Regions from separate parts of the Mus musculus genome. Here regions 1 and 2 are each linked to region 3. Evidence: chromatin contacts called from ENCODE Hi-C or POLR2A ChIA-PET data. All regions are on one chromosome and are shown on one strand. The core of a region is the stretch at or near the end of the contact, and the rest is flanking DNA. Distances in the headings are between cores, read along the strand shown.

Region 1 (3,751 bases), core at 1,110-3,609, 220 kb after region 3:
CTTTAATCCTGAACATTGCTCTCTCAGAAACGATTTAAAGCATCTATCTGTACAAAAACTTGGGCTGGACACATCCACATTTCTTATATGTTTAGTTACTTTCTGTTTCCTGTCAGAGTTATGGGATATTATTTTCCATAGTTATGTCAGTTGTAATATCTTACTCATTGACATTATAATACTAGGTATCCTTTCTTTACAGAATACTCTCCAGGATGGGATTTTCTTTCTTTTTCAGGCAAGGAAGGAAAAATCACACAATTCTCTAGGAAGGGAGCTAGGATGTTTTCTGAATGTGGGAGTCTTGCTTCTTTGCCCCAAGACTCTCCTAAGCCTAGGCAAGCATGATTATCTCTCTCCATATCATCCCTTTATTTGCAACATCAAAGGAGCATTTACCACCATTTTTATTTTTTATTGTTGTTCAAGGCCACGTTGCTTTAATCAGGTTCATGATCAGGTGGGTTATTGACTTGAAGGAACTACAAAAAATAGTGTTATATTCACCCACAGGCCTGAGACACTCTGTGTTGAGGAAGAAGGTTTTGTAAAGAAACAAAGATAGTACGATATCTCTTTCCTGCCTGGGTTTTTCTGAACCGGGCAGACCAGGCAGATTATCTAGAATCTGTATCTATCTTCACGGTATCTCTGTGATGGTGTGACAAATGCCAGTATGTGGGAGATGTACCTAGATGGCAGGTGTCCAATCTCACTGAGTTCCTATTGTCTAGCTGCTTTTGTCCCTTCCCTATTTAGAGTTTGCTCTTGGATCCCAAGCATTTCAATCTTCAGGCCACTGTCAGCAATTCAAATGAACAGATCTCACTGGAGGCCTATTGAATCTGAACTCGAGTTTGATTTAACAAAACCTCTTGTGACTCTTAAGCTCATTAACGTTCAATGTAATTAGGCTAAACTAGCCTTTTCAGCATTCTCAGCCTGTTTTCCTGAAATTCTACTCTTGCTGTGCTTAAAAAATATGTATACACACAAAACCAAAATTAATCCGTAAGTATTTTGGTGATATTATTCTAATGTGTATTCTAATTATTCTATTATTCTAATGTGTATTCTAATGTATAATTACACCTTAGGGCGTTTGCTGACCTACTATTGGCCTTTGGATTAACGTTCAATTAGTTAAATCAGTTACTTCTAATTATAACTATGTTTCATATATTTCCTTGAGGACACAAACTGTATTTTATTAAATATTTGTGCTCACACAGTTCCTTGTATGTAAATGCTCGATAAACTGAAAGTTGGACCATGTCTAAAAGATGGAATGAATGCATAGAAATCTAGATGGTAGATTTCTTAAAGACAAGGACAGTCAGGATCTTAGTCATTTTAAAATTAAGAATACTAAAAAAAAAAGTATTAGTAATTGTTGTTGGTTAATTTGTATGTGAAAGGAGACTAATACCAGGATATGATTGTAGATTCTAGAACAGCAGTTCCCAAGAACCACCCTTTCACAGGACTTGCTTAAGACCATTGAAAAAGGGCTGGAGAGATGGCTCAGTGGTCAAGAGCACTAACTGCTCTTCCAGAGGTCCTGAGTTCAATTCCCAGCAACCACATGGTGACTCAAAACCATCTATAACCATATGACAGTGTACTCATATACATTAAATAAATAAACTCTTAAAAAAGACTTCCTTTAAAAAAAGACCATTGAAAAACACATATATTTATATGTGTTTCATAACAATAGCAACATTACAGTTATGAAGAAGCTGCAAAAAAATTATGATTAGGGTTCACCACAACATGAGGAACTGTATTAAAGTGTGGCTGCATTAGGAAGATTGAGAACCACTGCTGTATAAAGCCTAGAGAATAGAAACAGTCGCAAAGGAAACAAGCGTGCAACTTCATGAATTGCTTCTTACCTCAGCCAACTATCAAAACATCCTGCCAATTGGTGTAAATTGAATTCTGCAATTTAAATACATCGCTTAAGTGCAACAGCTAGTATCAGAGCCCATAATTTTGGGGTGTAACCAGCAGCAATTGTGTTCACAGGCGTGTTCTGCAGAGATTGACTGGTGGAAGAGTTAAGAATCTCTATAATACAGAGTCTATATAGTAAATTTCAACACACACACACACACACACACACACACACACACACACACACACACACCACCTCGTTCTCGGTTCTTTTTTGCACATCTGAAACTTTGTGGCTGCGGAAGAACAAGCTTTTGTTCTGTGTTTTCGATCAGACTGGGTAGGAACAATGAAATCTACTTCCCGGCCCTGGTCTCTTTCCGCCCTCGGAACGCATGTGCGAGGTCTTTCAGATGCGGAGGGGACCAGAGAGGGACGGACGCACGGCCCAGCAGTTGCCTGGCAACGCCCGCTGGAGGAGTCCCGCCGAAAAAAGGTCCGGGAGAAGTGTCAGCGGCCAGGAGTGGGACCCTGCAGCGCATTCTTTCCTTGCCGGCGGCCGTCCCCGCGGCTGGCGGGTTAGGGCAGGGGAAATGTTGCAGGAGGAGTCGGACCTGTCCCTCATCATTGCCCAGATCGTCCAGAAACTCAAGGGCTCCAATTTGTATGCTCAGCTGGAACGGCAGGCCTGGGTAAGCGGGGCTGATGGGAAGCTATGGAGACCGGCAGGCCGCAGGATGACCTGCCTGCTACACTGCCTTCACCCAGGCCAGAGCTTTTTGCTCTCTCCACCCCTTTCTGCTGTTTTAAACCCCTCCCTGAGCCTTGCACCTTGTTTGCTCAGACCCAGGAGTGAGGCAATTGTATTTTTTTAAAGATGGGTGGGGCTCATCACGCCCTTCTTCAGGCCAGAGAATGGCCAAGGCTTCTCCCGTTTATTCTTGTAGTCGTTTAAGGGACCTATTTTTTATTTTTTAGATGTTGGACTCACGAGCAGCATGCCTTCCTTCTTTTTTACTTTCTCGTGGATGGATTGGGATCCCATGTGCTTTATTCTAATGTGTCACTTTGTTGCACTTTGCTCTCCCTACAGTGATTTTTTTTTTAATGTGCCCACCTAGCGTTTATTGAATTCATTTAAACAGACTCGGCCCTGCGAGTAGACAGAATAACCAGTAGAGCTTTACTGTATGAGAATGTAGTGTGAATGGAATCCTACAGTACCAAAACTTTTGTGGATGCTTCTGTCCCCGTTAGGATTTTGAGATCCATCCAAACTTGGTATTTTAGTACTTCTGTTCCCATTAGTTTCTCTAGTTAGTACTTACCTGGTGGATATTTAGGTTGTTTAGAGATTATGGATAATGCCAATATGTATATTCTGTGACTTTATCTTTATCCCATGGATTGTCCAGAAAATGTATTGTTTAGTTTTCAAATTTGGGGAGATCTTTCCAGTTTCTTCCTTTTGTTGATTTCAAGTTTAACTCCAGGATGGATAAAATTTATATTATGTTAATTCTTTAAATTTTGTTGGAGTATTTTTTTATTTTTAAGATTCGTAATTTGTTTTCTCTTGTTGAACATCCTTTGTGTACTTAGTAAACATCTTTTTTTTTTTTATAATTTAGAAATGTCAGTTAAGTAGGTTGAAAGTTTTGTTTAAGTGTATCTTTACTGAGTGTGGTATGTGATGATTAATCTTGTTTGTTGACTTAAAACACCTGAGAAGAGGAAACCTTAATTGAGAAATTGATCTCCTAAGCTGCCTCTGTGGACATATGCACGGGGCATTTTCGTGATTCCTAACTGAAACAGGATGGCTGAGCCCACTGTGGGTGGTACCATCCCT
Region 2 (3,872 bases), core at 66-2,565, 140 kb before region 3:
AACAGCTCCATAGCAATGCATCCTGACTTAGGGTGTGTGAGTTTGTGTATACTCTTCCTCTCTGTGCCTCTGATTCCCATCTTCACAGACAGTGTTGACATAGATGAATGAAGAGAACCAGAGCCCTTGCAACAGGACTTGGGAAATGTCACACAAGTATGTGCCAACCCATGTGTCCATGGCCTTGAACCACATTCTCCAGGTACTGAAGCTGCTCCAATATGGAATTAGAGACCTATACAGTTGCTCAGTGACAGGCACAATGCATGAGTGACCACAGTGTCACTGAAGGGTTACTGTGTGTGGCCTTTCAGTTCCACATGGCAGTAAACCTGCACCGAACAGACCTTGGCAGAAATGTGATTTTTATAAGGGTGCCTGACTCAAATATGCACGGCCTGGTTCAGGTGGTCACAGGGTGAGATCAGGATCAAACTCATGTTGTCTCTCTAGAACTGGTTGTCTTTCATGTGTTGATTCCACTCTAAGGTTTGCACTCCACTCATGGTCACAAGATGGCTGCCAATAAGTGCCGGAGTTATCGCGTCTTCCCTGGAGGCTCAAAGGCTCCATCCAATCCAGTCCCATTTCTACTAATTCTATAATTGTCTCCAACATCCTGATTAGCTGGGTGTGTGCCAGCTGCCACCCCTGAAATCCGAAAAGAGCCACAGAGTGAAGAGAGTGTTTAAACAGAAGTCATACTTCTAGTCCCAGCCCCAACTTCCAAAGTTTGCAATGTTTGCAAATGTCCAAGGGACATTATTATACAGAAAGGTCTGTTTACTTCTTCCTAATACCTCTGAATAGCCTGCCTCCTCTTTCTGTCCCAATAATGAGCACCAGGGACCCAAGGCAATGTTGACCCACTGCTCCAGGCTTCAGGCTTCAGTCATCTTGTACACACACACACACACAGACACACACACGAGAGAGAGAGAGAGAGAGAGAGAGAGAGAGAGAGAGAGAGAGAGAGAGGGAGGGAGAGAGAGGGAGGGAGAGAGAGAGAGTTCCTGACCATGTCTCAATGTGGGAGAAGAAGCTGGGAGCAGAGGCCCAGGAGGGTCCATGTTCACAAGACCTGAGTTTGGGAACTGACCCATGCCCACGATGATGGGGAATGCCTGAGGGGAGCTCTTTTAGACAGCTGACCAGAAAACCAGAGCAGTTTGCCTAGCTCAGAACCCAACTTCCTGTGAGAGGCAGTCAGAAACTCCAACCAAATAAGGCCCCAAGCTGGGTGGGAATCTGATCACCGGGTGTTTATATAGATTAGAAGGTCTCCGTTGACTCTCAGCTTAACTCTCCCAGGCTTTGCAGTTCATCAAAGCTCAATGTTCCGTTTCATGATGTTCCTTGCCCACTGCTGAGAAGCTCTGTCAGCTCTTAGAAGGGAAACTTCCCCGTTCGGAGTACGTTTCCCCTGTCCTGAGCCCGAAAGCACCAGTTGCTAGCGGCATCTGCTTAGGAGCAGTGCAGGAGCAGCCAGTTCTTGGAACAGCTGCGGAGCACTCAGGGCTCCCAGCAGGGAGCTAAGAAGAGCCAAATGAAACCCAGAATGATGTGCCAGCACACACAGGCCCCCAGAGGTGGGTCTATTCATGGGAAGCTCAATTCTGTAGCCCCATAACCAGAGTGGACTTGTGGGAAGTACTCAACTTCTCACACACTGGTCAGTGGTCTTGGGAACTGCTGGTGAGAGCCAGGGATTGATAGTTTTTTTAAAAAATGATCCTGGAGATATGGGTTTTGCCCAGCGCAAGGTCACACAAGCAACTTCTACACTGAAGACTTCAAGTTGGGGAAGAGCGAGTGGGTGATGAAGGATAAATCTCAAAGGGCATGCAATTGTCTCATCCCTTCACAGTAAAAGCATTTGTGGTTCTCAAAACAACACTAAGGAAAAAGGAAAGACAAACAATAGCCTGAGAGAAAATACTTGCAAATAAAACTCATGGGATCGTGGAGTAAGGGCACACAGGAAGCAACTCGATAAGAAAAAAAATTCATGGTAATGAAATGAGCAGTAGAAAGTCAGACTCTGTGGGGTGTCAGCCATCTTAGATAGCATAGTCAGGAAAGAGTCTCCCGTAATAAAGCTATTGTCCGTGAAGCAAGGCCAATCACAGAGGATCCAAATGGAACGTTCTCCATAAAACAACAGCCAGTCAAAGGCCCAGAGAGGAGGCAAGGGCATCACACTTAAGTGAGCTTAAGTCTTGATAGGAGCAGGCCCAGGAGGTCTGGTCCTCTAGGGGACTGTGAGCCAGAGCAGCAGTCTGTCCACAAGCGATTGCATCACGTAAGCATGTGAGAGGCCTGTACTCACTGCCATGCGGAAGGATGAACCACACAGAGTTCTTGGTTGCAAACGGTAAAGCTGAGTCACTGGTTTTGTGGGTCAGCGAGGGGACTCAGTGGGTAAAGGCGCTTGCTGCCAAGCCTGGGGAAACTGAGTTCGATCCCCAGTACCCACACAGACAGAACTGACTCCTCTTGCAAACTGTCCTCTGGCCTCCACAGGCATGCTGTGACATAAGCCCAAGCGCGCACACATGCGCACAAGCATCCATGCACGCACACAGAGAGTAAGATAAGTATAATAACTTATTCCCCAAATAATATTGGACAGCTCATAGATATTTTGAAGGTTCTGGAAAAACAAAACAAAACAAAACCAATAGAAAACAGCCAAGCAAACAACAGCAAATCCAAGAACTCAGGGTCAAAGGTAAAGCCAATTCCTGAGCAATAGAAGGAAAATCCATTAAAATGTCCCCAGGTAAGTGTGTGTGGAATCTACTCCAGCCTTCCCCAATGGCCTCGAAAAGGATTTTACCCAAAAAGTCTATTGTTTTTTAGGTTTCCCTGAAGTGGCCACACACGTGGGAAGGTCCAGCGGGAGGAAAGGAAAGAGGGAAATGATATACTATAATCCCCAAAAATTATTTTTAAAAAATATATAAATTCCAACTAGGCTTTTGCAGTAATTCAAGTGAGAAATAATGGAAGTCCCGATGGGCCCAGACATGCTGCAAGAGAGGGGCTCTCAGAGCGAGGGCCGTGACCCGCAGCTCCCATGGCTTCTGGGAACTGCAAATGTCAGGTCCCAACCTGACCTCACTTAACGCTGACTCTTGGAGAAGAAGGGGCACAGCCAATGTGCTGTGTGTGTGTGTGTGTGTGTGTGTGTGTGTGTGTGTGTGTGTGTGTGTGTTGTCTGTCTGCCTGTGTCTCTGTGTGTAGGCCAGTGGTGGCTGTTAGGGGTCTTCTTCCACTCTCTAAGACAGGACAGAAAGGAAAAGGCCTGCAGATGCCTCTCAGCCCAGGAACAGGGGGAATTCCAGCACAACCAACCCCTGGGTGAGGCTCTTCTCCCTTTTCAGTCACAAACCAGCATCTTTCTAGGAATCTCTCTCGGGACACCCCATTTGCATGGCAAGCACCAGTTGTGCTAAACCCCTTGTACAACCCCAAGGACCCTGAGTCACCTTATCAGACCATAACTCCAGCCAAGCATGTCCAGAGCCCCCTCACTTCTCCCACTTTCAAAGGAAAGGTCGGAGGGGGATTCCTTAGCAACCTGCAGAGAAGGAACTTGAGAGCAACCAAAACGGTACCTATGGTTAATGATTAGACACCAATTGCTCCATGTCCCCTGAGAAGTCTCATGTATCCCTTTCTTTCTTTCCTTTTCTCTCTTTCTTTCTCTCTTTCTTTCTTTCTCTCTTTCTCTCTCTCTCTCTCTCTCTCTCTCTCTCTCTCTCTCTCTCTCTCTCTCTCTCTCTTTCTTTCTTTCTTTCTTTCTTTTTTTGAATTTTTGGAGACAGGGTTTCTCCGTATAGCCCTGGCTGTCCTGGAACTCACTCTGT
Region 3 (3,557 bases), core at 392-2,891:
ACAAAACAAAAAACAAAACAAAAACAAAACAAACAAACAAACAAAAAAACCCCAAACCAACCATTGCTAGAATAGTTAAGGGAATCCAAACTTGTTGTAGAGCAAGTGAAGTGGAGGCCAGACTAGGTGACTCAGATGCATGACTCAAAGCCGACACGGGGCTGGCTGACAGCTCCCGGAGGCGGGGGGCACCACGTCTGTCACATTTCAGGAAAGTACCAGGCTCGGGAGGGCGACAGGAAGCCTCCCCGGCGCGTGCGTGAGTGTGCCGGGGCGGCCTCAGCCCGCCGCTCCCCGCCACGCGCCCACCGCCCCGCCCCGCCCCGCCTCGCGGGCGCCTGTCGGACCCTGCCTTCCGCGTCCCGGGAGCCGCACGGGACGAACACCTGTCGGGGCCCCGGCTCTGCGCGATGTAGGGCGCACGCCCAGCCGCCCGCGGGGTGGGTAGGAGAGCGCGTTCTCGCGAGGCTTAGGAAATTTCCCACGGCCCGTGTTGTGTCTGAGCCGAGCGGTGGAAGGCGCTCGGGAGGAGGTGTAGCGTGAGACTCCGGCTGCCCGCATTGCGCACATGCGCAGTGGCGCGAGCGCGCCGCGCCAATCCTGCGGCGCTCCGGAGCGGGTCTCGGGCGGGCTGATCCAGTTCTCCGGGTTTTTTGTGGCTCCCTGCGGGAGGCAGGCAATGCAGGAGCTGGGAAATCTCTTGGAAAGCAAAGGGCCGGGAAGGGGGGGGGGGGGGAGCAGGGAGGATCAGCAGGTAGGGGACCGGAGGGACAGGTCTCGGGCCACCACCTGCCGAGAGGTGTCCCAGGCAAGACAAGCATCGGGCGACAGCATCGGGCCACCGCCGGAGGAGCTGTTTCTAGGCAGTTACCTACACGTCTGCACCCACACCTACATCCTGCAAGCTGGCTGCTGCCATGAGTTCCCCAGGCAGTCGGAGCTGGGCGGGTAGCTCGCTCCCAAGTGCCCGGGCTTGTAGTGGTGGCTCTGGGGACAACCATTCGGGGCTCTGACGTGTGGGTGCAAAGTGAACATCGGGGGGTTAGGGGGGACACCTTTGCGCGAGGCTGACCTCGGGATGACCCCAGCTCGCATCGGGGAGAAGCGGCGAAAGGCACAGAGCTTATCCCCTAATGCTTTTCCCCTGCAGAGCTCTTGGGAAGGGTCAGCTCACGCGGCGATCACGCCTGTCTCGCCGCGTGTGCGGGTCGTGCGGGAGCAAATGAATGGAGACAGTCGCTGGCAGGTCACCGGGGACCGGGGCTCTGTCCCGATCTCCGCCGCTCCGGCACCTGATACTGAGATTAGCATAAGGGAGGTGTCCAGTGAACGTCGGAATGAATGAAAAAGGCTGGGAACCCGCGGCGAGCGGGAAGCCACTTGGAAAACACCCACTCGAGGAGGCGTCTCCTCTAGGCCTGTGAGACGCTCGCATTTTCCCAGGACCCCTCCTCCCGGCCCCGGGGCCCCGCCTCCTGACCCCTCCAGTCCCGGTCCCCGTAGTAATGCCCTCCGGTTTTCCTCAGTCTCCACGTACGTCCCCGAGGGCGCGTCCCAAAACCCGGATAACCGGAGCGCTCCCCATGGACTACTCGGAGGGCTTGTCCGCGGAGGAGCGGCCTGCGCATGCTCCATCGGCGGGGTAGGTTTCTAGGGAAAGGCAGTGAGCAGATCCCTTAGTCCGCGGGCGGCGCGAGGCGGCTGGCTCCCGGCGGCGGCGGCGGCGAAGCGGGGAAAGACGGCGCGGGGGCCGGGTGGCAGCGATCGGCGAGGCCGAGGGAAGGGGCGGGGGAGAGGAGCAGGGAAAGGCGGCGGGGGGAATCTCGCGAGGGTTGGAGTTTTGGCGAGAGTTTGTGGAAGATGGCGCCTGTTGTGACAGGGTAAGTCTGAGGGGGCAGCGAGTGCTGGGAACCGGGAAAGTTGCGGGCGTCTGACCGCCGGCGGCAGGCGGCGGGCCGGGGCCGCGCGGCGCGCCGGGGCCTCGGGAGGCGGCGCGGGGCGGCGACGCGATGGCGCGGGCCGGTGCGGGGCTCGCCCGTGCGCCGCGGTGGAGCGGGCTCCGGGCGCGTGAGGGCGGGCGGTGGCGAGGCCGGCGGCTGCGGGCGGAGTGCGGCCGGCGCGCGGGGCCGTAGGCACCGTGCCCGGCGCGCGCCCCCCTCGGCGGGCCTGGCGGGGATCCCGGCGCAGCTTTGTTCCCCGTGCGTGGCCCGCGTCGCCTGTCCTCCCAGCCGCTGCCCTGGGCGCCGGAGCGCTTTGTCTGTGTGCGCTGCCCCCCGCGATTCTGCCCCCAGCCCTTTGTTTCGCCGCCTTAGGCTCTCTGTGGGAGCCGCTGCGCGCCCCGCATCCCGTCTGCACCTCCACTCCGCCCGCTGTCCCTCCTCCCGTGCCCCTTTGTTGTATCCCTCTCTTCAGTAGCTGGGTGACCTGCCATAGCCCTGGCACCAGATTACTGCCGTTCTCTTTCTTCCATTGTCTTTCTCGTGTGTATCCCCTCTCACCTTTTTCTCTTTGGTCCTCACCCCCCCCCCCCAAGGCTTTGTCTCCCCTATGTAGTGTCTCATTCTCTTAGCATCCCCTTCCCCTCGCGTCACTGCCTGATTTATCCGCTGCCCACTGTGTCTGTCTGTTGAACTGTCTCAACCCCGGGGACTCCATCTGGTGCTTCTAAGTGCGCACAGACTCTAGGGTTTGCTTTTGTTGTTTGAGTCTGGGAGATGCTTGAGATACTTAAGTTTGCTCCTTCCGCGCCCCTCCTTTCTTCCTTCGCACCCATTTCTCTCGGGATCACACCCCTACCCACCCCTATGCGCCCCTCTCTTGGGATTAAAACGACCCCACTTTTCTTTGCCATCTTTCTGGGCCCGTGATTGTTTTGCTTGGTAAGAGTAGCGCTGGAAAAGGATCTCGATTTCTTGATGGTTATTGCCGTCCCCATCATTGGCTTCTGACGGCCCCAGGCCAAGGGCATCCGCAGTAGCCTTGCACCTGGGTTACCTGAGGGCTAATGGAAGGGTATATTTTAAGACTGTTAGAAGTAGGCTCAAAGGTACTTCCCACCCCCCCACCCCACCCCCTGTTGGTGATGGAGAATAGTTTCAGATATTCGCAGTGGATGTGCGTTTGATGTGAATAGGAGGTGAGTGAATTTTGATGTTGTAAACTTGTGAATGTTGGGCTGATGAAGTTTATCTTTTTTTTTTTCCCCTGGAATTTGTATCTACAGTTTTAATGACTTTTCGGAGACATCTGGCTTGGGAATTTGATCAATGGCTTGCTTCTTCATAATTTAAATGAGTTTACCATTTATGGTTGTTTGAATTTGCAGTTTGAGTGTGTAGTTTGTGATTTTTACTTCTGTGGATGTGTGGCAACTCCTATTCCGACGTTGGGAATCAGGTGCCAAAGAGCAGAGTGTAGTTTTGGTTTGATGAATACTGCTTTGAGGATCTTTGTGGGATACATTAATTACGGGCAGTCTAAAGACTGGTAGCTTTCAGTTTGGTTATCTTAAAAGGTACTTCCTTATGTTACTTGAGCATTAAGTTGTTTTCAGCTCT

Evidence for each region. Hi-C counts contacts between places; a loop is a spot of excess contacts on that map. ChIA-PET counts read pairs that join two places held with the same protein, here RNA polymerase II (POLR2A).
Region 1: a map of heart shows a loop between it and region 3 (4-fold over the local background). The contact joins the promoter of Tbc1d19 here to the promoter of Rbpj in region 3. A Hi-C loop is called at or near these places in 1 of 37 maps with a recorded cell type or tissue (heart). POLR2A ChIA-PET finds 5 or more read pairs at or near these places in 1 of 5 experiments (embryonic stem cell).
Region 2: POLR2A ChIA-PET joins it to region 3 with 10 read pairs in embryonic stem cell. The contact joins the enhancer-like site here to the promoter of Rbpj in region 3. POLR2A ChIA-PET finds 5 or more read pairs at or near these places in 4 of 5 experiments (Patski and embryonic stem cell).

The regions. Positions count from the first base shown.
Region 1 is chr5:53,807,268-53,811,018 of GRCm38, forward strand. Tbc1d19 (TBC1 domain family, member 19) reads left to right here and starts at 2,360. Exons shown (of 21, transcript NM_144517.4): 1 at 2,360-2,591. The coding sequence starts at 2,493.
Region 2 is chr5:53,449,701-53,453,572 of GRCm38, forward strand. No RefSeq gene overlaps it. Among named protein-coding and RNA genes, the nearest start is that of Gm40304, 95 kb to the right of the region's middle. Within about 2 kb of position 1,316, at least 1 of the 3 ENCODE cell types and tissues checked has a DNase peak (open chromatin) inside an H3K27ac peak, as active enhancers do.
Region 3 is chr5:53,588,845-53,592,401 of GRCm38, forward strand. Rbpj (recombination signal binding protein for immunoglobulin kappa J region) reads left to right here and starts at 1,642. Exons shown (of 11, transcript NM_001080927.2): 1 at 1,642-1,880. The coding sequence starts at 1,861.